Linked DNA regions of Mus musculus: region 2 is linked to region 1. A link is a loop called in an ENCODE intact Hi-C map of the cell type or tissue named here. Cell type or tissue: heart. All regions are shown on one strand. Links, peaks and the distances in the headings refer to the core of each region. The heading gives the core; the rest is flanking DNA.

What was found. A loop is a pair of places that touch in the nucleus more often than their neighbours do. Peaks named below come from ENCODE experiments on the same cell type or tissue, not always from the same donor. Only the 100,000 strongest peaks of a DNase experiment are listed, where the experiment ranks them.
Region 2: it touches region 1 in a loop (6-fold over the local background); 5 of 42 quality-filtered maps call a loop at or near these places.

The regions. Positions count from the first base shown.
Region 1 is chr17:84,181,844-84,197,173 of GRCm38, forward strand. Thada (thyroid adenoma associated) reads right to left here. Exons shown (of 38, transcript NM_183021.3): 37 at 11,457-11,626; 38 at 8,213-10,488. The coding sequence ends at 10,108. Gm36279 (a long non-coding RNA gene) reads left to right here and starts at 10,345. Exons shown (of 4, transcript XR_385852.4): 1 at 10,345-10,429. It overlaps Zfp36l2 (zinc finger protein 36, C3H type-like 2), which reads right to left and starts at 6,104. Exons shown (of 2, transcript NM_001001806.2): 1 at 5,801-6,104; 2 at 2,081-5,313. The coding sequence starts at 5,851. The coding sequence ends at 3,910. Gm41640 (predicted gene, 41640) reads right to left here and starts at 1,088. Exons shown (of 6, transcript NR_166901.1): 1 at 1-1,088. RefSeq lists an enhancer at 605-1,957. In heart, for the core only: no CTCF peak of the experiment used is centred there; a DNase peak (open chromatin) is centred at 9,268; H3K27ac peaks cover 873 bases.
Region 2 is chr17:83,989,101-84,004,430 of GRCm38, forward strand. 8430430B14Rik (RIKEN cDNA 8430430B14 gene) reads left to right here and starts at 9,452. Exons shown (of 2, transcript NR_130994.1): 1 at 9,452-9,605. In heart, for the core only: a CTCF peak has its summit at 8,876 (motif pointing right); DNase peaks (open chromatin) are centred at 8,901 and 9,441; H3K27ac peaks cover 1,106 bases; H3K27me3 peaks cover 375 bases.

The sequences.
Region 1 (15,330 bases), core at 7,977-10,476:
GCCTGGCCTCAGTCCAACAGCTGGTCAGCCTGAAAGGGCTGCAGAGACCCAACTTCCGGTTTTAAAGAAACCACTGGGGGCGAGTCATTTCCGCCTTCGTTTGTCACCGCGAACTAAGCTGGAGGACAGCGGTGGCATCTGCAGGTGGCTTTCCTCCCTAGGTTTAGTGTTCTCCAGCAGGCTCTCCACCCCAGGGTTTTCCTGAGACTCTTAGGAGCAGACCTGGCAGTTCCAAGAGCCTGCCCAGCATGTCTTTCCTGCATCAAGGCCCTTCCAGGCTCGCTCAATCCTCCATCTCCTCCCAGTTTCTCAATTGTGCCTGCTGCTTTTCCCATGGATAGCAGGAGATTCAGACAGAAGGCGCAGAAGACCTGCACTTGTATGTGGCACCCTTCCGGAATGATTTCTACGGTGGTGTATACCCACCCCAGTCTCCCAGCAGGCAGTGTGGGGGCTTCTTGGATTCACTCCGGTCTGGACCCACAACGGCTCAGGATGAGTCCCATCTAGATTAAGCCTCCGGCCTCCCTGCTTTTAGCTCCACTCTGTAGCCTGTGGTGGCTAGTCCTCCAAGTTTTACTTCTAGGTCCCAGATTTACAAAGACACTGTCCTAAGGGTATTCAAGTAAACACGGTTGATTCTGGGCACTGCCGAGGCACAGTGATCCAACGTCCCCACTGATGTGTGGGTGAGAAAACCTGTGAATGAATGACCACCTACCTTTCCAAGCTCCCCACAATGCGAGCCAAAACACAGAACTCCAGAGCCCCAGCTCTGGGCTTTCAGAGCAGTTTTAAAAAATGAATGTGGCTTACCCCAAAGAGAAGTCCAACATTCCAGCTGATCAAAAGTACTTGTTTAGAAAAATAATTTGAGAATGAAGTGGAAACAAGGTCTTTGAAATGAAAGCCGGGCCTAAATAGCTCCACTGTGGGGCCATTTCCTCCGCGGGCTGCATTCTTTATGGCCTGGAGGCCACGGAGCTGCAGGGGCTTCACCCAGCCCCAGGCCTTCTTGGCCTCCGGCTCCCTCCAACCCCCCAAGGCCAAACATCTGGGACAACTTCGAAAGCAAGCACCCCACCCCCACCCCCGCAAAAAAAAAAAAAAAAAAAAAAAAAAAAAAAAGTCTGCTCCAGTGAGCACCAGCTCCATCTTCCTTAACTGGAAACAGCTGCCCAGCTTGGAGCATCCCTCAGACAGGGCCCCCAGTCCACCCCCCAGCTGTGAGTCACAGGAGACCCTGGCCAAGGCAGGGGCAACCAACCAGAGCCGGGCAAGGATTGGTTGATAGAACCCAAACTCTTGCCTACTTTGGAAAAGGTGTCTGAACTGTGTATGGGGGTGGGGTAGGAAAACCTAACTCTTCTGAGTTTAAAAGATTGTTTTAAAACGAGCAGGGTAAAAACAACAAAAAAACCCCAAAAGCACAAACGATTTTACTTCCTAAGCTTTGGAGGCAGGCAAACTGAGGGCGGCTTGCCTGCCTTCGGTAGAAGCCCGGATGAAGTTGCTTTCTGGCCTCTTCCTTTTGCATAAATAGCCTGAATGTGCTTATTCCCAGAGGAAGTTGTCTGTGTAAACAAACATCACCCAGATAGAAGTTTAACCGGCTTCATCTTCCTCCCTCCCTCTCTGAAGGACATGCCCCCAGCCTCCCAAAGTCCAAGCAAAACCCGAGCCCAGCTACCAACGCCTGGCCCAGACCTCCCTGTCCAGGCTACAAGCCCAGGTCAGGCATACTGGGGAAAAATCGGACCTTCAGCAGCCAGAGCATCCACGTGATCACTGGGTGACTCACAGGCCGGCCACACCCCTCGCGGTCTCCCGCCAGGCCCTGCCATCAACCAGTCAGCCAACACAGGGATGCATCTTATTACCAAAGGGAACAGCTAACAAATGCCCTTGACAGCCAAATAATTACTTTCAGTTGAAAACAAACACAGGTACAAGTGGATGCAGGCTCTATCCAGAACTGCCAGCTCCCCACCTCCTGAACACACCCCTTCCCAGACTTGCCCCGGCCAGGAGACCTAGTTTAAAAACAAACAACCCCCCCCCCCAACCATTACTCAAAGAGTTTTTTTCCAAAAAATTTTATTGGGGGAAACTACAAAACATTTACAGTACAATGTTTACAGTCACAATTTGTAGTGAACTGATTCCCCAAAATATATTACAACTCAAGTTGACTTAATCTTGTTACATTCAAAAACCTACTTCTGTCAAAGTAGTCCAGAGTGCACACGCGGTGCTCCAACTGTACCTACATACAAACTAAACAACTGCTCATTTATCTGCCATCCAGGAAAGCCGGAGACATTCCTGCCTCTTTACATTGAAAAATAATAGTACAAGTTTTTGGACTGTCATTGAACAAGGCATATTCATGTACCACCAACATTTCAGCGCTAAGATGTGGCCTCTTCACTTCATAGCTATAGTAAAAAAAAAGTGGTAAAAAATCTTTTCTTTTTGTGCAGGTGAACCCGTCCGACATTCAAATTCTCAAGCACGAATGAAATACTTATCTGGTTGAGAAAGATTTAAGGCAAGTTCGGGCCCTATGAAGGCACTGAGACCATTTCCCCCATTATTGCTACATGTCTCTATAATCAATGTCACAGTAGAGCTGGTGGTTTATAAAGCTGGATGTAGAGAAGCAAGCCACACGTGAGCCTGACTGCAGTCTCACCTTTCTCTCTTTAAAGTTGGATGGGCTACAACCATTATACATTCTAAGAAAACCTCAAAATGTTCCTCAAACCACTTCCACAGCATCAAGATTGCATGGTTTCTTCATGCGATCTTTCGAAATTTACGTAAACAAGGAAAGAAATTAATGAAATAAATATTACATACAATCTCTTAAATTAAGATTTTTCTTACTCATTTACAATAAAATAACCAAGTGAAGTTACAAAAGGCATATATTACTGTGAAAAGAACACACTCCACATTTTGCCGATTAATAATGGCAATTATAATTTAACATAATAAAAGAATATATATCTATTGCTTTCATCATACTCGATAAATACAGTATGGACAACATCCTCAATGTATACTTTTCACAAGATAATAAATAAGTTAAATAGTTTTTCATATTGAGTTGTGGTGCAGTGGTGCGGATCAACTCAGAACAACTAAAAATGAAGCACTTATTTCCCAACAACTATGAACTGAGCTCTGCCCATAGCTTCCAGAGAGCAGAGGAAATGGTTCTAAGCTAAACACCCACACTACGTGGTGGCAATGAGCCCGTTATCAAACTTTGGAATGCAAGGGCTTCCCCACCCCCAGACATACAGAACTTTGTCTAAAAAACAAAAACAAGGTAAACAACCACCACAAAGGAGGCTGAGAGCGAGCGACTCGAATCAAGGCATGTTCCTGGCATTATTTTGAGTTCTAGAAGCTTATAGTTTAGGGAGGTGGCAGCCGGCTGGCTCACACTGGTCTTGGAACCCCTTCCAAGAGTTCTCACATCTGGACTGTTTCTAAGGCTTTCGAGTGAAAGAAGAGATGGAATGGTGGTTGGTAGCTGCTGGTGCTGGGCTGATTTTTTTCTTCTAAAACTAGAGTTTCAAACTCATCTGAGACCTAAGTGTTTGGTATCTTTTGTTCTTTCCGCATCACAACCGCCCTGTTGTGAATATTTTGTTCATCCATACGAAAAAGTTCGTTGGCTTTTATCAACAAGAACGAATCTTTACAATAATAATAATAATAAAAATAATAATAAAAAACAAAAAAAACGAGAGAACCGAAAGGGTAGGGGCGGGGCCCCTTCCGGCAGAGTTCGAGTCCAAGTGCTCGGAGGGGCCTCCAAGTCTGCCGCAGTGTCGCCCTCCCCAACCGGTGGCCCCCGCTGTGCCTTTCCCAACCCCTCGCGGGCGCCCCCTTGCCTCAGTCGTCGGAGATGGAGAGGCGGCTGAAGATGGGTAGGCGACGGCCAGGGTCCAGGCTGGGGGACTCGGAGCCGCTGAGGCTGCCGGAGCTCAGCGAGCCGCTCAGGTAGCTGTCGCGGTCCGAGAGCGAGTCCGGGGGGCTGGGGGGCGCGTCGAACACGGGCGACTCGGACAGACGGCGCGGCAGCTGGAAGCCGAAGGGCGGGGAGGGCGGCGCGGGGGCCGCGGGGGGCTGTGCCGGGGGTGGCGCGGGACCGGTCAGGCCCTGCTGCTGGTTGCGGTAGTAGGCGGCGGCGGCCGCGGCGGCGAAGTTGTGGGTCTGGATGGCGAGCGGCGTGATGAGGCTGCTCAGCTCCGGGCCGAAAGCGAAGGCGTTGTTAGCGCCGGAGGACGAGCAGGAGGCGCACGGCGCTCCGGGGCTCAGCAGGTCCTCCGCGCCCCCGGGGCCGTAGAGCAGCGCGGCCGCCGCCGCCGTGGCGCAGCACGTCGGGGCGCCCGAGGGCGTGGAGGCCGCCGAGGCGGAAGAGCAGGAAGAAGCCGAGGAGGAACAGGACGAGGCCGAGGAGGAGGGCGGCGGCGGCGTGCGCGATGTGGGGCTGTCGAGCAGCAGCGGCGACTCCAGGCCCCCCGGCGGCTGGTGGTGGCCCGACGGGAAGCCGGAGAAACTGAGGCTGTGATGCAGCTTGGGCCGCGGCTCGCGGGCGAAGCCTAGGTGTAGCGCGTCGCGTGCGCCAAACGCTCGCAGGTCCCCGGAGGCGCCGCCGCCCCCCGACGGCGCGGGCCGCCGCTCGTCCGCGTTGTGGATGAAGTGGCAGCGCGGGCCGTAGGGGCAGAAGCCGATGGTGTGGAAGGTGCGGCACAGCTCTGTCTTGTACTTGGGGTGCCGGGTGAGGCTGCGCAGCTCGTGGAAGCCGTGCGCGAACTGGCACTTCTCGCCGTACTTGCACGTGCCGCTCTCCTCGAAGGGCCGGCACAGCTCCGTCTTGTAGCGCGTGGAGTTGATCTGGGAGCCGCTGCCCCCCTTCTGCTGCTGCTGCAGGTGCAGGAGGTGCTGGCTGCGCTCCCCGTTCTCGCTGAACGAGCGGTCCCGAAATTTGCTCTCCTTGGTGACCAGCGCCGTGCCGCTGCCCCCCGAAGGCTCCTTGAGCTGGCCGTAGGAGGCCAGACCGCCTCCGCCTGCGGGGCCACAGCTGCTGCCGCCGCCGTTAGGGGCGCCCGGGAACTTCGGCGAGCAGCTGCCCGGACTGGGCACAGGGTGGGCAAGCGCGTGGAGGTTGCTGGCGGAGTGGCGTCGCAGGAAGCCCGGAGTGAAGCTCGAGCTGGGGGCAGCAGCCACGGGCGTCCCTACCGCCTTCTTGTCCAGCATGTTGTTCAGATTGAGGTTTGCCAGGGATTTCTCCGTCTGCCAAAGGGAGGGGAGCGGGAGCGGGATGAAAATCGGATGGGGAAGAGAGTCGGGGCTAACTGCAGAGTGAACGCCCTAGTCCCAACTGCCCACTTGTTGGGGTTTCTGGTGGGATCCGATTCAGCCTCCACCGCTACACTCGCAAAACGCAGGCCGGAGAGAGTGGAGGACGCCCACCCCGGCCGCTCCGGGTCTAGCCATGTGATCCTGGGCCCGTGGCCACGGGGTGGGCGGCGCAAACGCTGTCCGGGAAGTCCCGGCAGCGTGGCCGCGGTCGGTTCGGGAGGAGCACGGCTGCTCCAGCCGCTACTCGCTCTCTCCACGCCCACAGTCGCAAGCACACAGTCCTGCTAACTCCAGGACTTCCCTCCACCCGCAAAGTCAACTTGGAAGGGTCCCTCCCGCCTCGGCCCGGCCCGGCGGCAAGTCTCGGAACTCCAAAGGGTTCCAGGCCGTCCGCCATCCTTTCCGGCTGCCTGCTTACCTTGCACAAGAAGTCGATATCGTAGAAGGGTGACAGAAGTGTGGTCGACATTTTTCTGGGTCCTGTAATGGTCGAAATTGCAAGCGTGGAGGTTGGGAGGTGCCCTCGGTACGGCGAGACTCGAACCAAGATGAATAACGGGCGAGGGCCAAGGAGGGACGGAAAGTTGTGCTTGTGCGGCCGAGGAAGCGGCGGCGGGAGGCCGTGGCGCGGAGTGGGGGGCAGAGGAGAAGCGAGAGCGCAGCTCGGCGCCCCGGCCCGCCCCCCGCCCGAGCCGTCGGCAGCTCGCGGACTGGTGGAACTCGGAGACCTGAGAGCGTGCGCCCTTTATACAGCCCCGGAGCGGCGCGGCGGCGGGGCAAAGCGCACCGGGGGAGGGGACTGAACGCTGACCGGCCGGGGTCTCCAGGCAACGCCGCCCGCCAGCCCGCGGACGTCAGGCTCCTTCTCGGCTTCTCATTGGTCGCCGCCAATTTTTCCCCTTCGGGGGAGGGGAGGAGAGGGGAGGGGAGGGGCGGGCAGCCTGGGCGTCCCGAGCGGCGTGGGGCGTGCGGCCCCCTTGGGTCCTGCTGGGTGGCGGCGGCGGGAATACCTCGCTCTCCTCCGCCTCTACGAGTATAACGTTGGAAAGCACGTACACGTTCTATCTGCCCAGGACGGGGCTACCCGGGACGTGCCTTTCCTCGCCCGATCCGGCTGGGCCGACTGGCGCAGCTTTTATCTCCCATCCTAGTTTTTGCTCCGCGCGCGGGAACAGCAAAACAGCAATGGTGCGCTTGGCCAAGTTGCTTGGGACTAGGAACGGGGGTCGCGGCCTGTCCCGTAGGTGGCAGCTCCGGCCCGGCTGCACGTGGAGACGCAGTAGGGGTGGGGGCGGGAGCGGCCAGCCTGGAGGAGCATTGGCGCGTTTCTCCGCCCCTCTCCCCGCCCAGGCTCAGTAAACAGGACTTGAGCGCTGCGGCCTGTGGGGCAGAGCCGAGTGTCTGAGGACAAGGCGCTGGCTTTGCTAATCACATCACAAGACCTTGAGCCTGGGCCAAAGGCGCCGAGTGGCGCGGGGTGTCCGGGGCGGGAAAGCCTATTCCAGGGGACTAGAGGGAAGTCGGAGGAGCAGTGTGGACATAGAGGAAGTCACTTCCTTCACCTTTGTGCCTGCTGGTTGGCCTGGCCTCCTCTCGGGGATGTGGGTGCAGCTCCTAGCCAAGGCTTCCCGCCTGTACAGCCTTGGCCTGTCGAATCCTGCAACCTTCCTCCTTCTGCTGTGGGAGGCGCGGCATTGAATCTAAGCTTTGTGTGAGCTGCCGGAGGCGAGGCGGTGATTGCTGAACCACCACCCAGGTTGGGGGAAAGAGGTCCTCATTCGGTTGCCTTTAGTGCAACTCCTACCAGCTTTCCATGGAAAAAGCAGTCCCAGAAGGCCCCTGGCTCTTTTTGAGAGGGGTCTCACACACACACACCTCCACACACCTAGCGACCCCCACCCCCACCCCGTGAGGCCCATCTGGTCAGGTCCAGAACCCTTTATCCCTACACTTCATACTGGCTGCCAAAAGCTGGAGTTGGGCCCATGAATTCACCCAGCTGGCAGTCCGGGTTGCCCTGGGTGGAAGGCCCAGTAGTTGCCAGAGAAGGCTGCTTGACCAACTACATCCTTCCCATGTTGCTCTTCCTGTCTGGTTGACCCAGTCCAGTGTGCACTTGGGCTGTATCAGTTAACCTTGAAGCTAAGGAGGTAGATCTGTCACTCAAAGGCTCCTGAGTCCAGGTGCATTTGGCCACACTGCAGTGCATGCTGCCCCTGTAGGTAGAGCCAATGGCTGCCAGAAGACTGTAGTGTCTTGGACGTAGTGCTGAGTGGGTTGGGTACGGTGGTTCATGCCTATAGTCCTAGCACTAATCACAAACTGTGGTGAGTTTTAGGCTAGCCTTGCACAGCTTAGTGTGAGAGTGAGACCATACCCCTATAAAGGAACAAAGCCCTCACCATCTTATATATTAAAGCAAACTGGCTTTTGGCTGTGGTCTGAGCAAGGGGCCACCCAGATCTTAGGACCCTCAAGTGTAGTGACTTAGGGAAGATGGCTGCTTCACTCTTCCCACCCACGTTGCTCTTGCCCCTATTACTGCTGGGTTCTGTGGCTGAAAGGACCCCAAATGTAAGCATGAGGCTGTGACTAAGGTTTTCCTGGTTTCTCTCAGGAAAGCATGCAGCAGTCGTTCCCCTAGCTACTGCTAGCAGGATTGCAGATACAAGCCCACCTGTGGAGCCATCCATCCCTCCTGTCCTCCCAGATTGGCCACAGCCAGCCAAGATCCAAGTCTGGGGTAAGTCCCAGCTAATGGCAGACTTGGTAGGATGGACTTGGAGATAACATAAGCCTGCTCTGAAACATGCTTTGGGACAGCATGCCTGCCAATGTGAGATGGTTTTATTGTCATGTAACTGCTTTTATTTCATTTTAGATGGAAGGGGAGAGGGAAGGTTGGGTCCTGTTCAGAATTAATCTCCCAAGGTTGTCACCACCAGCCCCTCTCACCAACTAGATCTTAAAGTAGTGTAATGCTGGGTATAGTGGTGTATGCCTGGAATCCTGGCACTCAGGAGGCAAAGGCAGGAGGATTAACACAAGTTTGAGGCCAGCCTAGTGTAAATAGCAAGCCTGACTCAGAAAACTAAAAGCAAAGCCCAAAACAAACTAAACAATGTTAGGTTTTCAATTTTTCATCAGCAGTGGGTTGCACTGCCTAACTAGGTAATTACTACAGGGCCACACAGACCCCAGGGTGCTGAGTGTTTCTAAGACCACCCAGGGGATTTCTGTTCCTCTTCATGGCCAGGAAGGACACAGCTCCTGACTTCCCTCTCCCTGCGTACAGGTCTCTACTCCAGCACAGCCGTGTTTCTGTGGTGCAGGATGGTTTTCTTCTGAGACCAATTACATGTGAAATGTCAGCGTCTCTGCAGGAGGAGCTAGCATATAGAATGCCTCTCTCCCTTTTCCTCATGATTCTAAGTGACTACTCACTGAGAAGTATCTGAACATAGCTATAGGCCCTACAAGTTCCTTCTATGGCTGGCATGGTCTTTGTGGATAACTGGGAATGTGGATCACACTACAGCAACACATCCACGCCGTGAATTGAAGGCAAGCGTCTGCGGGTGTCACGTACTCTGGAAGCACACGTAGCATGGTAAGCTGGGCCACATGATGCGGCTCAGTGGATAAACGTGCGTGCTCTGCAAGCCTGAGCCTGAGTCGATCTCTGAAGCCCATGCAGAGGCGGGAGGAGAGAGCTGGCTCTATAAAGTTGTCCCTCAACTTCCTCAGACATCCATGCTGGGGCATGGGTGCCCTCCTATCATGTACAGGTGCTGATAATAGTTTTAAAAAGTTTTAAAAGAGTAGGCTAAAAGCGCTAGACCAGCAGCATAATGTGTGCAAGAGCGCCACCTGCTGGTGTTCGAGGATGCCAGCTGGGCTGGGCCTGAAGTGACAAACCCTTCCGGTTTCTATATGGAATCACCTAAAGTGGGTAAATGTGTTTCTTGGCACTCTGCTGTCTCCACCAATCACAGGACGGTGTACAGTGGTGGCACCGAATGAATTAAGCATTTGCTCAGGCTTCCCTTTCCCCAGGCTCTGTCCAATAGCTGAGGCCAGTGATGGGTGACAAGGGTTCCTAGCCTTCGCAGGCATTTCTGGGTAAGACAGTGGGGACTCTTAATATGGACCACTGAAGGACTTGGGCAGGTAGATAGTAAAATGCAAGTATTTGCATGTTGTAGGTTCTTAATATTCCCAGAATCAAACATACCCTTTACTAAAATGGAATAAAAGTTTATAAATATGACCAAATAGGTATTTGCTAAACAAAACCAAACAAAAGAGCACTGTGTGTGTGTGTGTGTGTGAGAGAGAGAGAAAGAGCACTGTGTGTGTGTGTGTGTGTGAGAGAGAGAGAGAGAGAGAGAGAGGGAGAGAGAGAGAGACATGTAAGCTAAGACTGAATTCAATGCAGTCAGTGTATGGGGAAATGGGCGCTGGCTTTGGGATAGAACTGACTAGTTCAGGCCTGCAGGTGGCTTGCACCTGGAGACAGTAAACCTGCAGACAGCAGCTTCACTTCCTAGGTAGCTGCAACTAATTGGGTTGCCTTGAATGAGTGTGCTGCAGACAAGGTCCTCAGTAGGAAGGGACAGAAGCCTAGACTCCCAGAAGTGGGGAGGCACCTGAGGAAAAGAGTTTCAATTGGTGTCCACCATGTATGTGTCTTGCAGACCTGAGCTGAGGCCCAGCCACCTTTCTTCAGCATGCTGCTTCTGTTCTTGGGGCCATTACTTGTCTCCATTCCCTAGGGCAGTCTTCGGCTCTGAGACCCTCCTTTCCTTCCAGGCAGGCCAACAGCCTCAGGACAGCCAAAGTCCTTTCCTCCTGAATGCGCAGCCTCGTGTATTCCACTGTCTTCAAAAACTCAGCTGAGAGTGGAAGTTCTCTGAAGAGCTGAGAGATGAGGTGACTCTGCTCTGATGCTATCCTTTGCAAGTGACAGAGCTTCTGGGAGTGAGGGGACTGCCAGCCAGATTGACAGAGGAGATGGAAGAGTTGCCTACACAGGGATTTCACGAAGGTCAGAGTCTCAGCCCAGAAGTTGACTTCTGATTTTTCAAAGATATGCTCTTCTTCCCCCTACATCAAGTGACAAACAGCCAGAGTAAGTCTCCGAGGAGTCCTGTGGAGCCAGGCACAGCACTAGATGTGGGAGCTGTGTCTATTCCTGACAGGGCCCACTGGGGCTGTCAGCGCCCGTGCCACAGCACTTGCCGCTCTGAAGGTCACCTTCTACTTTCACTCAATACCTCTCTCCCAGCCGGACCACGACCTTTGATAAAGATGTGAATTAGCTCCAAGCCAAGATACTTGGGGAACTGGTGGTGCGGAAGTGGGTCTTAGGTTTTAAGGTGTACTGAGAAAAATCTTAGGTTTTAAGGTGTGCCGAGAAAATTCAGAGGAGGCACAAAGGAAGTCTGGACAGCAGAGCAGAGAGTTACTGGGACATGTGTGATAGCAGCACAAAAGAGACAAAATTTCTAGAATGCTATGGGGGTTTAGGGTCATTTCATCTAAAACACTTTGTTATATCATCTTCCTGTTTCTTATACAGACTGGGTTTTGAAGGGTTGGTATACACTGACTCTTGGTCTGCTCAGGATATGGAGCTAGCTAGTGGTCATATGTGGGGACAGACTGCTGGTTTCCCAGTGGAAAACACAGGTTGCCTATGCTGGTCTTCAGTTTTCAGGAAGAGGCAGGAAGCCGGCACACACACACACTCCCTGCCACATTTTCTAGAAGGACCCTAATCCTTGGGAAATGCTAAGATCAACTGATAAGCATTTTTTCATGATTTTATTCTCAATATTCAAGGTGCATTTTTCAAAGTGCCCTTCCTAACTTGTCTGAACCTTCCTAACTGGTCTGGACCTCCACAGTCCTGTGAGCCTCACCTGGGAGGTTTCTCCTCGTCAGTCTCTCCTCTGCATGGGAGCAGCTAGAGACACACTTTTTACTATCTAGAAACTTCCTAGGCCCTCAGGGCTCCACCTCAGGGCTAGGACACTCTGTCTGCCCCCAGCTCCCTAAGTAACTGGGATTACCTGATGTGGGCTCTGCACGTGGCCCTCGAGGTCATCACCCTCTTCCAGTAGCCATCCCAGTAGAATAGGCAGTCCTGGCTCCAGCTGGTCCCACTGCTGGAGCAAGTCACACAGAACAGCTAAGGCCAGGGTCAGAGCAATGGAGGCATCCACCTGGCAGAAGGCAAATTCTGTAGAGACAGGAGGGAGACAGTCACTGAATGTAGCTCAGGGCCAGCCCTAAGAAGTGTAGAGGAATCTGAGAACATGAAGGGTCTTGGCTAAAAGCCCTGTCACCATCCCAGGGGTGGTGGTGGTGGTGGTAGAACTGGTCGCGGAAGGCTCTTGATCCCATCCTGGGTTCTTCTTTCTACACCGTTAGTACGAGCCCTTAGCCTGAACCCCGCCACCCTGTCCTACGGAGCAGCAGCAACGGTAGGACTAGACACCGCTCTCAGCCTCTCTAGCACAAGTGGAAGGAGAGGGAGTCCATGTCGTCTCAGAGCAGAGAGGCACCACCTCTGCTTTATATGATCCCGAGCCAAGCATTACTGAGACAATCAATAGAGATGGTGGCTGTGTGCCAATAAAATGTTATCTATACATGCGGTCATTCAAATTTCACATGTAAAAACATTTTTTCCCTTTCACCTCCCCCCACCTCCCCAAATACAGGGTCTCATGTAGCTGGCTGGCTTCCGACTGGATGCTGGCAAGGACGACTATGAACTCTGATTCTACCTCTTGGGCACAGGGATACCGTGTGCCACTATGCTTGGTTTGTAGCCAATGATCACTTTGCATGTCTCATGTCCTCTGCTTTTGTCTACCAAGTATTGGGGAGATCGATGTGTGGCACCATGTCTGTGTAGTTTTATGAAGCCCTTGGGTAAGCATCTAGGCAAGCGCCCTACCAGCTGGGCTGATCCCAGCTCTCACATCAGTTAGAGATGTAAAGCCTCACACATCTCACAGCTGTGCAAAGGCAGGGGTGCACTGCATTTTGGTCCTGATTTTTATGTGTCAGGCAAGATCTCTACCACTGAGCTATGACCTTAGCCTAGGATTTGGCTGACATTCTGTTGCTGTTGTATGGATAGTGAATCCCTTCTTTATCCTCTTGACTTCCGGGCTTTCTGAGGGTAAGGTGCTGAAAGAGCAAGTATACAAAGAGGAAGTAGGTATCTTGGGAGGGGGGACCCCTGCTTACTTGTCTGCCTGGACTAAAAGTGGAGTTTTGAGCAGGGTTGGGCGTTGACACTTTTGCCATTGGTTTAAGCCTTCTCATCTCAGCAAGAGGGAACCTGAAGACTTAAGGTTTTCAACTCAGAGTGGGTCTCTGTGGAAGCCCCCTGCACTACTGCCTCCATCTAACGAGTACTTCTACTGAACTCTCCTATCTCCCAAATCCAGTTCAGCTCAGCCCAGAGAATGTTCCTGGCCATCTGACAACCAGCTGAACCTGCTCTGCACACTCAGGAAAGGGCTGAAATGTGGACTAGAAGGCCAGTCCCCAGTGGTTAGCTGGGCTATGGAAGGCCTGTGGCACTTGTAGCCCTACTGAAGGGAGCTAGGCTTTTTTTGGTGGTGCCAGGCCTTATGCATGCCAGCCAAGTTCTGTGCCACCAAGCCGTATCCTCAGCCCCCAGCAGCTAAGGACTGGATGTTACTAATTCTGCCTCACACATGAGGATATCAGAGCTGAAGCTACTACTGTACAGTCACAGAACTCCAAGGGGCTCTGAGGAAACAGAATTGCCGACAGTTTCATGTTACATCTGAAGCAAAGATCAACAGGAACTTGCAGAAGCACGGTCTTTTGTTTTTTGTTTTTTTGTTTAAATAGTGAGATAAGCAGGTTAGTGACTGTCCAGCATGGTAGCATTACTTGGAGGCGACAGTTAGGCAGCACAGAGTTGACCCTGCCACTCTCAGAGCCTTGTGGTCTGTTCTGCACACTGCAGCCAGCACTGGGACACTGGAGCAGGCACAAGGCTGCTCCTTGGAAGTGCAGTGCTAAATATGGCTTCCCTGAAGGATGGCACCACGGGGGTGGGGGGTGGGGGGAAGAACTTCTGAGGTGAACAGCACACTGGCCTTTCTACTTTTCCTCATTGAAAAGGCTCGGGTGTAAGCCTGTATTATGGGATCAGTATTAGCTCAGCTAGCTGATGGTGAGATCTCAGAAAAATGCACCCTTCTAACTTTTCTGCCCTTCTTTTCCTCCTCCTCCTCCTCCTCCTCTTCATCCTCCTCCTCTTCTTTCTCTCCTCCTCCTTCTCTTTCTCCTTCTTCCCCATCCTTTCCTCCCTCTCCCTCTCTCTGTCTCTCTCTAGTCCTTCCTTACCCCCCTTGATCTTACGGCAAGGACTGAAAACTCTGCAGAAGGGAGGTCAGGCATGGAGATGCATAGCTTTAATCACAGCATTTTGGAGGCAGAGAAAAGCAGAGCTCCAGAGTTCAAGGCCAGCCTAGTCTATATAGTGAGTCCAGGCTAGCCAGAGCTACACACCATTAAACAAAATCCTCGTATCAGTAAATTCAGTGTTTGTAGCTTAGATAACGCATCAATTGGGTCTAGTAAAGAACACATGGGTGTGACCAGACATGCCACCAGAAAGGACAGGCTGTTCCACTGACAAATGGCAAAATGGCTTCCCTGTGTCCTGAGTCATCCTTAGGAAGGGGTAGGAGAATGACAGGCACAAGAAGAATGTGTGGGGTGGCTGGACATGAACCTGGAGAGGATCACAACCACAAGGGAGGATGCCAGGACGGTAGGATGCTGGGAGTAATGGTGCGGGTCTCCTGCTCCCCCAGCTGACTACTTGGCCCTGGGCTAAACTTGGACAGAGTCAGATCTCTGCTGGTCAGGCTGCCTCTAAAGGGAGGCTAGAGAAGAGCAAGGGGGATTTCCACTTAGCACTCAGGCTGGCAAGTCCATCAAGCAAACAAGAAAGCCAAGCAACAAGTGTGGTTAGGAGTCTGCTGTGACCCTAGCATACTCAAGGGATCCTGAAAATCAGAAACGAAAGCTAAGGATTTAATCCACAAACTCCTTTTTCCATTTCAAAACTTACCACAAAGTTATGGGGATCAAGGCAGTGGGGATCAAGGAGAGATACAGACAGACATACACACACAGAGGGAGGGAGAGAGAGACAGACACACACACAGAGAAAGTGTGTGTGAGAGAGTATGTGCTGCAGATCCAGAGGAGGGCACTGGGTGCCCTGGAGCTGGAGTGCCAGGGTTGTGAGCTGCCCAGGGGAATGCTGTCTAGACTAAGGCCCAGTGACTGTCTTTCTCACCCTCCTGAGAGGTCAACTGAGAGCTGTTCAGTGGTGACAGCCTGAGTTTGTTCTTTCTGTAGCTCTGGAGAATCTTGTTTGAGGCATCTGTGGGAACTTGTGTCAGTTTTAGGGGACTGGTCAGGGTTTTGGGGGCCCTGCACATTAGCACACATTAATTACCGCCCCCTCTCTCTTCCCAACCCATCACCCACCAATCTAAGTCAGTTCCTCCTCACAGCTGTGCACTGATCAGCTGCTCTGTGAGAGACACGAGGAAAAGCCCAGGCCCTTTCTCAGAGGGTGAATAGCTTAGTTTGAGGAAAATGACTGACACATTGGTCTGGTGTCTGGGGAAGAGCGCTGGCCATGCCTCGTGGCAGAGAACTGCTTACCTTACTTCTTGCTCCTACACTGCTATTCACAGGGCTGTTTTTTGCCCTGTCCATATGGACATTTGACTAGATGACCCTCTGATGAGACCTGCAGGCTCCACGTCAGCCTCACCTTGACAGATGTGGCCACCGAGACCTTCAGTCACAGTCCTCTTTTCACCTCCCTTCCCTTCCCCTCGGTCTGCTTCATCTGCTATACCTTCGTCTTCC
Region 2 (15,330 bases), core at 7,725-10,224, 190 kb before region 1:
AGCAATTGTTCTACAGGGATGCACATTCATCAAAATCCGTCAAGCTGTGCACTTAGAAGCTCTGTGCTTTGTATGCAAATGATTCTCCCAACAAAGCTGGGTTTAGTGAAGAGCTGGGTTGCAAAAGGCAGGATACAGAGGCTCTGGGAAATTGAACGGAGGCACTTGAGAGTAGGCCCAAGCAGTCACAGAGAACCCAAGCTGGGGTCAGAAAGACAAGCTCTTCCATAACTGTGGCCCCCTTCCCATAGGAAGAGGCTGTCTTGCAACGTCATGGTTCAGTGCTGTGTTCAGGGCACACACATACTGGTGCTGAGATCCACATCAGGCTCTCAGGTCTGACTACCCTGGTGGAAGTGGGGTAGAGCTGGGGCAAGCTCTCCTGGTGGCACGCTTCCTTAGCTCTTTCACATAGAGTGGGCAGAGCAGTTAAAGGGTTGAGGAGACAGCAGATGTCTCACGGTGGGGTGCAAGGTGTAGAGATGCTTTTATTTGAGTCCCTGCTGAGTTCCCCTCCACAGGAAGCTGCTTTGGATATCCTAAGTGTGAAGGATGGAGAAGGCATTAGAGGAAATTGGGGTTCCCTAAAGAAGGGCAGAGGTTTTTTTTTTTTTATAGACAGAAACAGTATCAAGGAGTTAGAGAGGTGCCACTCAGTTGGTAGAATGCTTGTCTAATAAGCATGAAGTCCCTGGGTTCTACTCCCAATGCTGCAGAAACTGCAGCCCAGGAAGTCTAGTGCTTGGAGGGTGGAGGCAGGAGGAGCAGAAGTTGAAAGACAGCCTGGGATCCACAAGATTCCCATCAGCGGTTGGAGGGCTAAAAATACAAAACAGAAAACCAAAAAATAACATTAAGTTGAAACCGTCTTAAACATGGCAGATCTCCACTAGCAGAAGGAGTCTGAAGGTATTGCTTTTGGGGCTGCCTTGGTCCTGTTCACACAGATCTTCAGTCCGCTGCGTAGATTGGATTTATTTTTACCTGTGGGTCCCTCCTCCACCAAAGAGTGTAAATTGCTTATCACTCCTGACTCTTGCCCAGGGACCAATACAAACATCCTGGTGCTTAATAATTGCTGGCAGATGAAGGACTCAGCCACAACTCTAGCAAATACCAAGAGCGGGTGTGGCTAGGACGGGGGCTTTGGTCCCCACCATCTTCCTAACACAGCCACACCCTTCTTGGCTTGTATCCCTAAGGAGCTATCTAGGTTCCCAAATCCTAATGATCCCTCTGTCTGTAGAGTTACACATTTTTGCCAGTGAAAAATCTGAAGTCCAGAGAATTTAAGCGATTGTCCCAAGGACACACTTGAGGAATTGACAGAGTCAGGCTAAGAACTTCCTGGCTGCTCCACTGCCCAGGCGATTTGAGCTACACTCTCTGTTCCCCACCCCACCCTATGCAGTGCCAGAGCTCCGTTGGGTGGGGCTGGCCAAAGGGAGACTTGAGGCTTGGCTTGGGCCAGGCACTCATGGAAATTGGACCGTTTTCCTGGGGCGGAAATGAGAAACAGATGTGACTCCAGGAGCTGGGGTGCAGACTCATGCTGTGTTGGGGGCTCAGGTTACAGAAGGGACATGTGACTGTGGTTATAGAAACTGCCTGAAACCCCAAAGCTGGGGTCCAGCCTGGGCCTGGGAAGCGAAGCTCCCTCCCCTGACTCTCCACTTTCTGGTATCTGTGAGAGCCTGATACAGCCAGTAGAACAGGAAGCTGGGGGAGTGGAGGAGGGGGGACACAACCCCAACTGCTGTGGCTGCTCACCCCACTCTGTATGTACTCAAATCTGCTTCTCAACTCAGAGCTGAGCCCCTGTACCCCACATGTCCCCTCAGGAGATTGCTCAGAAAGGCCAAAGCTGCCCCACAGAGGATACCAACAGTCTAGGCCTGGTTGGAGAGCCTTAGAGCACCTCTAAACATGTTTGCAACCTCACCCGATACTTCCTGTGTCACCAACCTGCCCCAAGTCTTTGGAGAAAAGGGGTGACCCCTGCTCACAGCACTTGATTCTTCTGGGAAAGCATCAGGTGCTGGGAAGGCTTCCAGAAGCTTCACCCGAGTGAGGGTGGTGGTGACCCGAGTGTGGGGGATGGGATGAAGCCAGATTCCAGAGCGAGTGAGGCTCCCAGGTAGGCAGAGAGCCCTGAGTGGTTTAGTAGGATACCGTTTGTGAACATCTAAGCTGATCTGTGGAGGTCCCCAGACCTCACGTTTGGTCCGAAAAGTACCTCATTCGATGGTGTACTCATATATTCATTTAATAGGTGTGTTTGCACACCCTTCTGACACTAGCATAAGCCCTGCAGAGCCAGAGGTGACAGGGCATGGATTCCTTCTCCAGGACTTCCTTGCTGGTTCATTCACTATAGAGGAGAGTATGGACTTCATGCCAGCACCCCTCTGGACTATGGACGCTGTCAGTGGTCAAAACACAGCCACAGTGAAATGGGTGTCTGCATGGGGACATGGCCTATAAAAAACAAACCTAGACAGGCGCAGCGACTCTGACGCAGAGGCCCACTGTAATCCTAGCACGAAGGAGGCAGATAGGAGGATTAATGAAAATTCATACCCGGTCTTCAGACCGGCCAGGGCCACGTAGTGAGAGTCTATGTAAAAACAACACACCAGGTCGAACATGGTTGTGTACACCTGTAGTGCCTGTAATACCAGCACTCAGGAAGCTGAGGCAGGAGGCTTACAGTGAGTTTGAGGTTACTCAGGTCAACCTGGATGAGAACATGAAATTCAGTGTCGGGGAAAAATAGGAAAGAAAAATTAAATAGTCTGTTTGGAAGGAGGCAAGTGCTGCGGAAAGAGAGATTAAACCAGGTGCGTGGGGATTGGGATTGGTCACTCTCAGAATTGCTGTGATAGAAGCAACTGATGGGGTGGAGGAGGGGGATTGTTAGCCTTGGCTCTCAGGTCAGAGGGAACTGTCCCTCACGGCAGAGTGAACATGGCGGAGTCAACCCAGCAAGGCAGGATCTTGCGTTGGCTTTTCCAGTTATGACCACTAGGAAGCAGAGAGCCGGAGCCAGAGACAACTGTTACTTTCAAGGTCCCAATTGTCCCACTCCTGACAGGTACACAGGGTTCCACGGTGTCCCAAACAACTTGAACGGCTAGGGTCCAAGAATTCAAACACACAAGCCTGCGGGAGACAGTTTACATTCACAATATAACAGAGGGTTAAGGAGGTAGTGTCTCGATGCCGTGGTCCCCAAGCCAAGACAGGAGGGACGCTGTGGCAAAGCATTGGAGCTGGAGGGAGAGTTGAAATGAGGTATCTAGGGGGTGTGCAAAGGCCTCAAGGCAGGAGCAGCAACGAGGAGACTTCGAGGGAGGGGGACTGGGGAGGGGCCTTTAGCTGTTAGAGTGGAAGATTCCAAAGAGTTTTTTTTAATTTGTAAGTTGTTTTTTTTTTTTAATGATGTGTTTGTGTATGCATGCCACACGTGTGTGGGTACCCATGGGTTTTATAGAACTGGAGTTACAGGCAGTTGTGAAATGCATAATGTAGGCACTGGGAACTAAACCTGGGTCCTCTGGAAGAGTAACAAGTACACTCAGACACACATACATGTACACACACAGACACACACATGTACACAGACACACACACATGCACACACAGACACACACAGACACACACACACACAGACACACACAGACACACACACAGACACACACACACACAGAGTCATGTATAGCCCAGCCTGATCTTGAACTTACTATGAAACCAAGAATGACTCTGAGCTTTTGATCCTCAGGCTCCTAACCCCTGTGTACAAGAATTAAGGGACTGCACTACCACACCCAGTTTATTTGGTGCTGGGCTCAAACCCAGGACTTCATGCTCGCCAGGCGAGCACTCCACCAACTGTCCTGCATTTTCAAATGACCACTGGGACTGTTAAGTCTGCTGTAGACTAGAGCTAGCAAGGACAATGAAGAGTCAGGAGACAGCTATGACAGTTGTGGCAAGACCCCTGGTCCTATTGCCAGGAGGCAACAGTGGGGACTGGTGGATGTTCTAGGAGAGAAATCATACAAGGTTTCATAGTAACAGGCAAAAGGGGCTGATTAACTCTGACTCAGGGCCTTTTCCCATGGGAAGTGACTCAGGCAGTGTCATGGAAGATGAGAAGCCGACAGTACTCCAGAGAGCCGCAGCCTCCTTCACTGCCTGGCTGTGACAAGTGACTAGGCTGAGAGGAAGAGAGACATGTAGCCAAGTATCTGATAGCACAAGGTGTTGGCCAGAGAAGTCAGAGCTGCTGAAGATCCCAGAAGGGGCATCTTGTGGGCCTTAGCAGTTCATGGAGGAGCTGGAACCCATGAGGCCACCTGTCCAGCTAACACCACGGCCTGGCCACCAAGAAGGGGCTGCAAGGAGATGAGACAGAAGCCAATGAGGAGCCACGGTGTGCCTGGGAGCACTGGGAGGCAGTGCTGGAGGGACCAGTGCTGGGGAAGGGAGGTATTGGAAGCCTCCAGGAGAGGAGCAGTCTAGCATATGGGCACGGGGTTGTCAGGAAGGGGACCAGGTGGCTCTGGGGACAATATAAGTCAGCCAGTCTGGGCAGAATTGGAGATGTCTTTGAAAAATAGGGTGATGGAGCAGCTGGTGGATCCCAGCAGAAGAATCTCAAAGTTGTTGCATGTGCACACAATCACTCACCCAATATACACACATATATACTCATACACCCAATATACACATACACACATATACACACATACACTATGTACACAATACACACATATATACACACAATATACACATACACACAATATACACACATACACACATACATATACACATAAACACAATACACATACAGAGAGAGAGAGGGGGAGAATAATGAAGTATTTTAAAGGATGTGAGAATAATACAAGGAAATGAAGACACTGCTATTCCATCTTTACACTGTAGAGGGTGTTTTTCTAGCCATGGTAGTCGTCTACTCAGCTATGAGGTGCTTGGCTATAGGTATCTCCAGGTGTGTGTCTTGAGGAAGCTCTACTTAAAGGTATAGCTCCCTCCTCTATACCTTAGTCCCAAGGCCAAGGAGAGACAGGCTCCAAAATGAATCTTAAAGGCAGATCCTGGAGGGGGTCTCCCTGGATGATACTGAGAAATCACAGACAGACAGGTGTGCTCCACAGTGGCCCAAAGTCGCACTTCAGATGAGGGGTATGGGACCTCCAGAGGTCTTCATAGCATCTTGTCACTGGATCGTCTTAGGCAACCATTTCTTGTGTGCTCTCATGTACATGGGATGTCATTTATAAATGACAAGATGTCCCTTCCTGTTCCCAAGGTTCCTTGTTCAGCCTTCCAGGGGAGACTTACTGCAGTGGAAGGCTGGTATCAAAGCCCAGTTCTCATCTAGAAGGGGGAAACAGGATGTGATGTCAGAGGGCCCAAGGAAGAGAGATTGTGAGACTTCAAAGTCAGTTCCATCCCTCACTGCGGAAGGAGAATGGTGGGAAATTCTCAGTTGGGCTTGTGGGTAAATAGGCAGAGCTGGACTCTCAGGGAGTAGCCATGAGGTGTCTTGGCTGAATCAACCCAGCAGAGCGGTGGCTAAAGGCCATGCAGGGGATTGTCAATCAGGGATGGCAGACATCAGGGTCTAGGAAGGGGATTCACAGAGGAGCACCTGACCTGGAGTAGTGGGAGCATGAGTCTGGGTTCTCAGGGGTTGGTGGGGAATCTGTACCCTGGCCACATACAGAGACCACCAACATCAGCATCACCTCTCCCATCCATCAAAGTAGCCCCAGGAACCAAGATGGAGCATCTCTGTCTCATGGCATGGTGTGGAAAAACAGAGACAATCCCATGGTCACCGTGAGCTCCTCTTTCCGTCTCCTTGAGGTTTATAAATGTCTTCAATGGTACAGTCTCTAGGCTATGCGTGGGGGGGGGGGTGAGAAAATTCTGGGAAAGTCACATTTTACTCTAAGGACACCGAGTTCAATATGTAAACATGGGACTCTCTAGTGGGCTAGTTAAAGATCTCTCTTTCCTTTAATGCATTCATTCATTCATTCATTCATTCATTCATACCTATGAACAGCAGGTATGATTTCATCAGACCAGGATGAACTTAGTAATGCTGGAGAGAGCTCACTCAATAGTGTTTGCTGTCCTAGCGTGGGGAACTGAGTGCCATCCCCAGAACATACAAACAAAAGCCAGGTATGGCAGCACACATTTGGAACCCCAGTGCTGAGGAGGTGTCCCACCTTAATGAGTGGGTTTGAAGCCAAATGAGAAACTGTCTCAAAAAACAGGGTGAAGAGCAATTGAGTAAAAAAGTTGAAGTTGCTACCATACATGTACACACATATATATGCACATATATATCCTAATAATAATAATAATAAACAATAACATTTAAATTTTTTATTATTTAAATGCATTTCATACATCAAACATATTAATAATATTGAGTATTTTAATAATCAAATAATATATAAAAATTTGTTCAACTTTTATATTCATATCCTTTCATACTCTAAAAATATCATTAATGAATATTTAATACTAAATGGATAAACAATAACTTTTTTTTTTTTTTTTTTTTTTTGGTTTTCCGAGACAGGGTTTCTCTGTGTAGCTCTGGCTGTCCTGGAACTCACTCTGTAGACCAGACTGGCCTCGAACTCAGAAATCTACCTGCCTCTGCCTCCCAAGTGCTGGGATTAAAGGCGTGCGCCACCACTGCCCAGTAAACAATAACTTTTAAAGATGAGAATAATATAAAAAATAGAGACACTAGTTTTTCATATCTGCATTGTGGAGTGTGATCTCTCTCTCTCTCTCTCTCTCTCTCTCTCTCGATTTACTTATTTATTTTATCTATGAATAGACTGTAGCTGTCTTCAGACACACCAGAAGAGGGCATCAGATCTCATTACAGATGGTTGTGAGCCACCATGTAGTTGCTGGGACTTGAAGGTGAAAGAGCAGCCAGTGCTCTTAACCACTGAGCCACCTCACCAGCCCATGGAGTGTGATTTTCAACCCTGCCACCCACATGCCTGTGTAAGTTCCTCTGGTGGCTTAGCACTTTTGACTCGAGACATCAAGCCTTTCTTTAAGACTCGTTGTGAATTCGTGGCTAGGCGCTTACTGCAGTAAAAGCATCTAACTCTACAATGGTTACCTAGTGTGGCAGAATGAACTGGCCTACAACTGCAGCTGCAAGTAAGGTATTCACTCAGACTCCTGGTAGTTGAGGAATTTGGAAACAGCTTTGCCTAGCGACTCTGCTTATGGTCTCCTTAGGCTGTAATAAAGATGTTGGGAGGGACTGTGGGTATCTGAGGCTGATTCCAAGGGACACCTGAATGAGGCCTCTAGCCATCAGCAGAAGACCTCTCTGTGGGGCTTCTTAAGTGTGTGGTACTGTGGATAGCTTCCCTCTTAGTAAGTCAATGTGAAATGACTTATTCACACTGGGGGCGGGGATGTTGGTGGGAGATCTTCCATGCCTACCCACAGAAGCCACGCTTTCCATGTTTCCCTTGCTCTCAGAAAGGTCATGGTGTTACAGGTCATGAGATAGCCTCTGATGAGACCAGAAAAGGCTTGAGGTCCAAACGTCGTAATAGGAGCTTTCTGAGGGTGGCCAGTTGCACAGCCAGACAGCAGCCAGGTGGAACAACCTGGGTCCCCTGACCAATCCTGAGCCGAGCTCCCTGTTGCAAAAGGAGACCTGTCCACTTATAAGATGAGGAACTCTTGGTGGCTGTCCGAGAGATGGGGCTAGCTCCTGGACACAGGGAGAAAGACGTATAGTCAGGGAAGATCATTCTGAGCTTGGGGTTCCGCTAGGGGCTCCTAGAATGGTGCCCACGTAGGTCTCCTAAGGATCTCTAGGCAATCGGGGTGGGAGATAGCACTCAGAGAAGGAGCGAGAGCATGGGCCAGGCCTGAGCAGCTGCTCTTCTGTTTGATCAGAACACTACATTTTTGGGTTCTCACCTTTGGCTATGGATTTACTCATGTGCTCATTTGTTCACTCCTGCCCAATTCTTAGGCTGTAGATATGGAGGCTGACTCTTTTCAGGAAGCTCCATTTAATGCGGGAAGCTCCCAGTACGGCAATCTACGAAGCCTAAGGGGGGGGGGGGGTGGCAATCCATGCATATGGGAGCTAACCCCACTGGAGAGTGTGGAGTAAGCCCCACCAAGTAGAGTTCCACACCATGAAAGAGTGTTGCAAATGAAGTTGGACAGGTCAGAAGAGATGTGTGAGCCAGGCAAGGGGCGTTAGAAATCAGTAAGGTCGCGCAGGAATTTAGTGAGGCATGAAGGAATCAGTCTTGTGAGATAGTAGGGTATCAGGGAAGGTGGTCCTGGAGGGGAACCTGGGTCCCCAGCTATTGCCTAGAGCAGAAACATGCCAAGAGGCCTTTAGGAGGAGGCACAAAGGTGTCAGCCCAACTCCTCAGCGGAAGATGTAGCGGAGCCCACCCTGCCCATCTCAGAGCGGCCCGGCTCCAGCGGCAGGCTGAGCCCTGCTTGCTTCTGGGAAAGAATTCTGGCCCTGAAGCCCCCGTCCCAATATTAGCTCTTACAAGAAGCCTTGAAGGAGGTTGAGGACACTGGGCTGTGGACACTGGAGGTCCAGTTGAAGACAAGAGACTCCCTTAGGGTGGCCGGAATGAGTGGAGCCGTAGAAGGCAAAGAGGAGGGAGGCGCCTCATGGTTTGCAGTTAAGCCTGCTGAGAGTCTTCTAGGCTCAGTCCATGCACTACAGTCCCAAACTGAGCATCTGTTCCCTGAGGAGCCTCCACGCCAAGTTCTCCAGTCCAATCTGCAAGGGGCACATTAGCCTCCCCAACAGCAGGTGGCGCCCTCCTGTTGAGATTAGATTTAGGAGCTGAGTTTTCTGCCCAGAAAACCTGTTGGGCAAGGGAGAGAGGAGCTGGCCTCCGGGGAGCTGGCCCCTGGGCGCTCACCTTATCCACCCACTGTAGCCCACTTACTAGTCTCGCCCTCGCTCTCCCTGCCTTTCACTTGGGTCTCGGTGCCCTTGTTCTTCATCGCTAAGGTCCTCAGGGCAAGTCTGGACTTAATGAACTTCACAAGCTAAGGCAACTCCAGGACCAGGATAGTGGGGGATGCAGTTGGCAGTGGAATGCCCCCACGGGGTCTTCTGAGCTCCCCTCACCTCCCAATGGCATTCCCCCTCAGGCCCTCAGAAGGTACTCCTTATGCCTAGCTGGGGTGTTTGCCTACGGCGAGGTGGCTCTGTCAATGAAGGACATCATAGACACCAGCATCTCTGTGCAGGGTGAACTGTGCCCACTGGTATGCCCATTGTCTCCTAATCTCCAGTCTTTAGTCCTAGAGGAAAAGCGAGGGGTGTGGAGGAGTCCCACGGGCCCCTCCAGCTCTCCTGGCACTCTGTTCACTCCCTACTTGTTCTGTCCTTGGAACTGAAGTCCCCCGACTTGCCAGGCAGAGCTGGCCTAGGCCATGCACCTGTGGTGCGCTGAAGGCTGGGCAGCAAGACATGGAAGCAGAGGGTGCCCAGTGCAGGAAGACCCTGGAAAGAGATGAGCACCATTAAGGTAAGATGTAGCAGACGGGACCCAGGCAGGAGGAGACCAGGATGACAAGGTAGGAAACTGACAGAGGTTCCTGAAGGAGGAAGAAGAGGAGGAAGGGAGGGAGGAAGAATTTTTAAGAACATTTCGAGGTGAGGCGGAAAACATAGAAGTTTGTGGGGCTAAGTGGTGGTGGGGCAGCCAGGGGGATTCTATGGCCCAGCACAAAGAAGACAACCGGTTTTGTAAGGAAGGGAGGAAGTGTTGGAACGTTAGAAGGGAGTGGCCGAGAGCTGTTATTGGAGGCAGGCACCTGTCTCTCCTCAACCCTGTGACAGACAGGTACGGAAACACCCTGAGCACCGCAGACCCTCATGCTACCAGCCTCACCCCGTGCAGCTCATAAAAGTGAAGCCGGAGCTCAAGAGCTTAACCCATCTCCCACCCACGTTCCCCCACCTCCAGAGCACCCTCCACCCTGGCGAGATAGCAGCCACCCACCCCACCTCTCTGCTGGAGTTGACAGGGTAATCAGTAACTGTTCACCAAGATGGTGTCTCAGCCAGACAGGGGGGCCTTTGTCTGATCCCAGCCCTGCTGGGAGCCCTCGCCTGGTCCTGAGTTTGCTCAGTATTAATCATTGACCAGCACCCAGGGTTACAGCCCCTCTGGAAGCTCTCAGGACTGGGGCCTTGGGTGTCCCACAGCTTCAGGCAAGGCGAGGCTGGAGTAGGGAAGGGACAAAGAGAAGGAGAGGGGAGGGCGCAGGCCCTGGGTGGGGCTCAAGGATATTCTACTACTACCTGTGCTTGCCCAGCCCGGCTTTCAGGAGAGGTCCCTTTCAGAAGGGACTGAAAATTCCCCCACTGGGCGCCTCGTCCTCTGGAGGAGTCAAAGAGGCAAATGCAATGTATGGATGAATGTTGCCCTCGAGGTGATGTGGAGCTCTCTGGAGACCCACATAGGTGTAGACCCCTCCTCTCGCCCCTAATGGAGACCAAGGAGTTAACTCACTATGTGCCAGAGGGACGAGGATGATGGTGAAGCTTGGCCAGGAGCAAGGAGGAAGGCATAAAGAGATACACATACCAAGAGCAGAGGTAGAGAGGGACACCTTCTATAGGAGCACACACTCCTGAACATGATCTCCGTTGACTAGCCTAATAGCTTATGCGCTAGGGGGCTGTTCTACGCCACGTTCACAAATTAGAAAAAGGAGACACAAGTCCATCACTTGTCCAGATCCCAGAGTTAGGAAAGATAGCAGTGACAGACTGTGTCCAGACCTAGGACCTTGGGCTGTGGTCAGATTAGAGGGACCCCCATACAGAAAGAGAGGGACCTTAAATACCTTCCAGGAGCAGAGAAGAGTTGAGCCCCTGGTGTAGGGATTGCCTTTGAAGGGGAGCAGGCAGGGATCGGGCTTCTTCAGGTATTGGAGACCTGGTTTAGATATTCCCCACAGAGAAGGAAGTCAGGTGAGCCGGCCCCTCAGCACCACAGAGGGGAAGCCCCACCAGCCCCCATATCCCCTTTGGCCTTACCCTGAGAAGTCAATATTGATGTTTTATGACCCAGGATAAGCACATGTTCTCTTCCCCCATGAAGGGTTATCTGGTTTGAAGGGTTAATGAGTGATCGCTCTGCTGGGGAGGGGAGGGGAGTGAGAAGAAAGCAGCTATTCAGCCTGAGGTCTGCGACTCAGCTTCCCCCAGCCCAGTGGGTCAGACCTGTTCTTTCTGCAGGGTGGAGGCCGGACCTTTGGGAATCTGAGGCTGAGTCCACGGGGTGTGTCTGGAGGACTGGTGCGTAGGATGTACCCAAGGAAGGTGTCCCCAGAACAAAGATTGCCCAGGGAAGGGGCTGGCAAGGCAGGTGTGTTTGGCATGTGGCTGCCATGGAGGGGGGGGGGGCATAGGAGAAACAAAAGTCAAAGTACAGAAGATTCATAGATGACTCCAGATGATGTGGGACCCTCTGGAGAGTCAGGGTATCAGAACTCAATATATGAGCCTATCCCACCTGTTACCCAGTATAGTTTTGGATAGGTGGCTTAATATCCCTAGGAACCAGGTGCCTTATCTTCCAGGTTGGTTCCAGAGACGAGATAAAATAGTATACTTAAATCAGGGAGAAAGCATAAAATAAATCTTTTTAAAAGAGAGGTAGAGATGTCTACAGGGAGGCTCAGTGGTTAAGAGTGTTGGCTGCTCTTCCAGAGGACCCGAGTTCAGTTCCCAGCACCCACATCAGAGGCTGCACAAACCACCTGTACCTCCAGCTCAGGGTATGTGACACCCCATCCTGACCTCCTCAGGCACCTGCACTCACATGTGCATACCCACGCTCAGGTGCACACCCATACACATAATTAAAATTATAGAGGGGGTTATAAAGTGACTTATTTAAAATGAACAGTTCTGTTGCCCAGGAAAACTCAGAAAGGGACCATTAGGGTTTGGCAAACCAAGGATTGAGGCCCCTGTCTACAGATGAGTTAGGATAAGACAATAAAAGCTCGTCTGTAAGGCACCTTCTAAGGACGTGATCTGTGACCTTGAACTTGACCTTCCATTCCTGCTGTCAGATTGCCATCCCCCAGGCCTGAACCTGATTCACCAACTGCTGGATGAGAGCCTTGCTGGTCTGGAACACTGAGGAGGACAGAGCAGGAACCTGTCGTCAGCTTAGAGAGGGGAGAAAGGAACAGGGCTGAGGGGAGGGCAGCGTGTTGGTCACTGGAGAAGCAGAGGCCTGAGAGAGGCACCCTAAGCCAGGAGAAGCACAGTGCCTAGGAGCAGCTGGGCAAAAGCAATTGCAGCCAACCCTGACTACTTGAGATCAGTCCCTGGGACCAACCTGGTCAAAGAGAAAAAGCAACTCTAGACCTCGACAACTCCCTGTGCTCTGACCTCGACAAATAAGCACACAATGTCTTCTTCAAAGCCCCTCTGGGATATTGGGGCATGGAAGATGAGCCACGCCTCTAGAGTCTAGAACTTGTCAAGGGTCAAGACAGTTTAGCTCTATAGAGAAACATGCCTGTCAAAGACCACAGGTGTTCACTCTTCGGGGCCTGAATTGTGGTTTGGGAAAATGGGAGATGAACACACATAGTCAAGCTGGGCCCACGGCTTGCCTGTAAATGAACAGAGGGGCACTCTGTGGCCCTCGCTCCTTAGACCATCCTCTTGAGGGGAGCCAGCCAGGGAGGGGTAGCCAGTGTTAACCCCTCACATCACTGTCCCCTCTGCTTTCACACTGTGTTGAACCAGCTGGTTTTCTGATGGGCACAGGGTGACCAAGAGTCCAGACAGCACTCCATGGTCCTCTTTTACCATAGATAGCCATTAAACAGTGCTGAAACCAGAGGGAGCTTGTCTTAGTCTGTTTAAGATGCTTTAACCAGACAGCTGAGTGTGGGCATGGTGGTGAATCTTGGTTGTCAACTTGACTCCATTTGGAGGCAACTGAGTGATAAGTGGGTGGGGGGGGGGCATGGTTGTGAGGGATTTGCTTGGTCAGGTTATATGAGATGGAATGGCCCACCCCAAATCTGAGTGACCAGATAAAAGGAGTTGTGGTAACCAGATAAAAGGAGGTCCAAGAGGAGAAGCTTGGCCTTCGTGCCGCCTTCTCATCGCTGTCAGCTCATCTATGGGTCTTACGCGTGCTCCGAGCACGTGCACCCCGTTGCCACATGCCTCCACCGACATGAGAATGCAGCTTCTTCAGCCTTGCAAACAGTGTACTGAAGACCAGTGGGTCTCCCGGGATCCTCCGGGCCTTCGGTGACCAACTGGGACTGCTTGAGGCATCCAGCTTTGTGCGCTGAGCATTGGGCCAGGAAGCAGGAGAGGAGAGGCCAAGCTTGCTCTTGTGTAACGAGGTAGGAACTAAGTCACCCTCACCAGACCAGTGCACTTCCAGAGATCAGGGTTATCCTTTCCTGAGAGTGGAGCCACCAGGACCGGAGTACTTCCTACGAGGTGCTACCTCTTAATGGTCCCGCCACCTCGGCACTGCCTCGGAGAGGAACAGGCTTCCGGCACACAAGCCCATTCATAGGGGCTCTGCCTCTGTGTCTTAGTACTCTGTAAAGGCCTTGCTTCTGAATACTATAACACTAAGTAGTAATTTTCCAACCTATTCAGAACAAAGCAGATATGAACTGAGGCAATGTACAGGACTTCTGGATTGGCCACTCCCATGACTTATCTCCCGGTCACTGGAATAAGAACTTGGGGGTGAACAGTGTGCCAGAAGACGAAAGTAACATCATAGGACCGTGGAGGGTCAAACCGTGCAACCCAGGGCCCTGACCATCATCGTATCTGCTCATATGTTCTCATGTCAGAGAGACAAGCCTCCATCTTGGTCAAATTGCTTCTCTGCCTGCTCTCCTGTTACAGCTGCCAAAATCTATTACATAACAAATTTAGAATACAGTCAGCAGTCTTTAGCCACAGAGTTCCACATGGGTGGACCCAGCCCATGTGAACTGAAAAATATTCAAGAAAAGAGTATCTGTACTGAGCACACAGAGACTTTTCTCGTTATTGTAGCCTCAAACCATTGATTAAACATGTATTTACCTAGCATTCACATCATGATAGGTACCATAAGTTATCCGGAGATAGTTTAAAGCATTTAAGGGGCTCAGGGCTAGGCAAAAATTATCCAGCTTTATGGTAGGGACTAGAGCATCTCCTCATGTTGTTATCCACGAGGGACAGGGAACCCATTCCATGTGGATGCTGAGAACAACTGTGCCTGAAAGCGTCTCACATGTCTACTATCCAGTATCCTAGCAGGCAGAGCAGGCCCAAACGTTATAGCCGGGAAGCTAGTAGTTCTGTGCTCTGACATAGGAGTTAGTGGAATTGTCATCTGGGACAGGGAATGGGCAGGAAGCTAACTTGCTCTTGGCCCTGTAACTAGAGAAGAATTTGGGAATTGGTGAGTAAGTCTCATTACTTCTTGCTGATTTCAACAAATTCCTTAAAAAAAAAAAAAAAAAAAGAACTTGGGTTAGAACTGGCTGGTCTGCAAGCCAAGGAGGATAGGGAATATACTTCTGCCAAGAAAGCTCACCTACTGGTTGCCAGACATCTGAGTTGACTGAGTCTGGCACGTTGGAGCCTCCGAGAACTCTGAAAGCCACATGCATCCAGGTCCCAAATGAAAGGCAGTGATCTAGGCTGACTCTCCACCACCAGGCTGGGTAGGAACTGTGCCCTGGGCCTTTCTCAGGCTTTTCCAGCTCGGAATTCTCCCCAGCACAATGGCAATCAACTCCGCAGCCAAGACCAGATTAAGGGCGTGTTCCCTTTTCACCTGAGCCCATTGTCTCAGATGGCCTGGAGATGGCGGGCCACTAAGCCCAGAGACGGGACTGGGAGGAGCCTGGGAGGGGCCTGGGCAGATCACCCAGAGAAAGTACAGCCAGAGTTGTTGGGCCCACAAACTCTGTCCAGACAAGACCTCTGGCTGTTCAGGGCCTGCTCTAGATGTGGTGACAGAGGGTGATGACCCAGTTAGAGCCTCCCAGAGGATAAAGCCACAGCCTGAGAAGGATGCTGGGCAGGGAATTACTTCCAGAAAAGTCGGAAGAACAAGGAGTCTTTAAGGCTTCTGAGCAGCTTGGTTTGGTTAATTACCATGGACTGGGGCTGTCTGCTGAGCCCCTGCTGTTTTGTTTTCCGAGTCAGGGTTGGTTTCAGTTGTGGTGTGTGGCTCTTCCGTCATG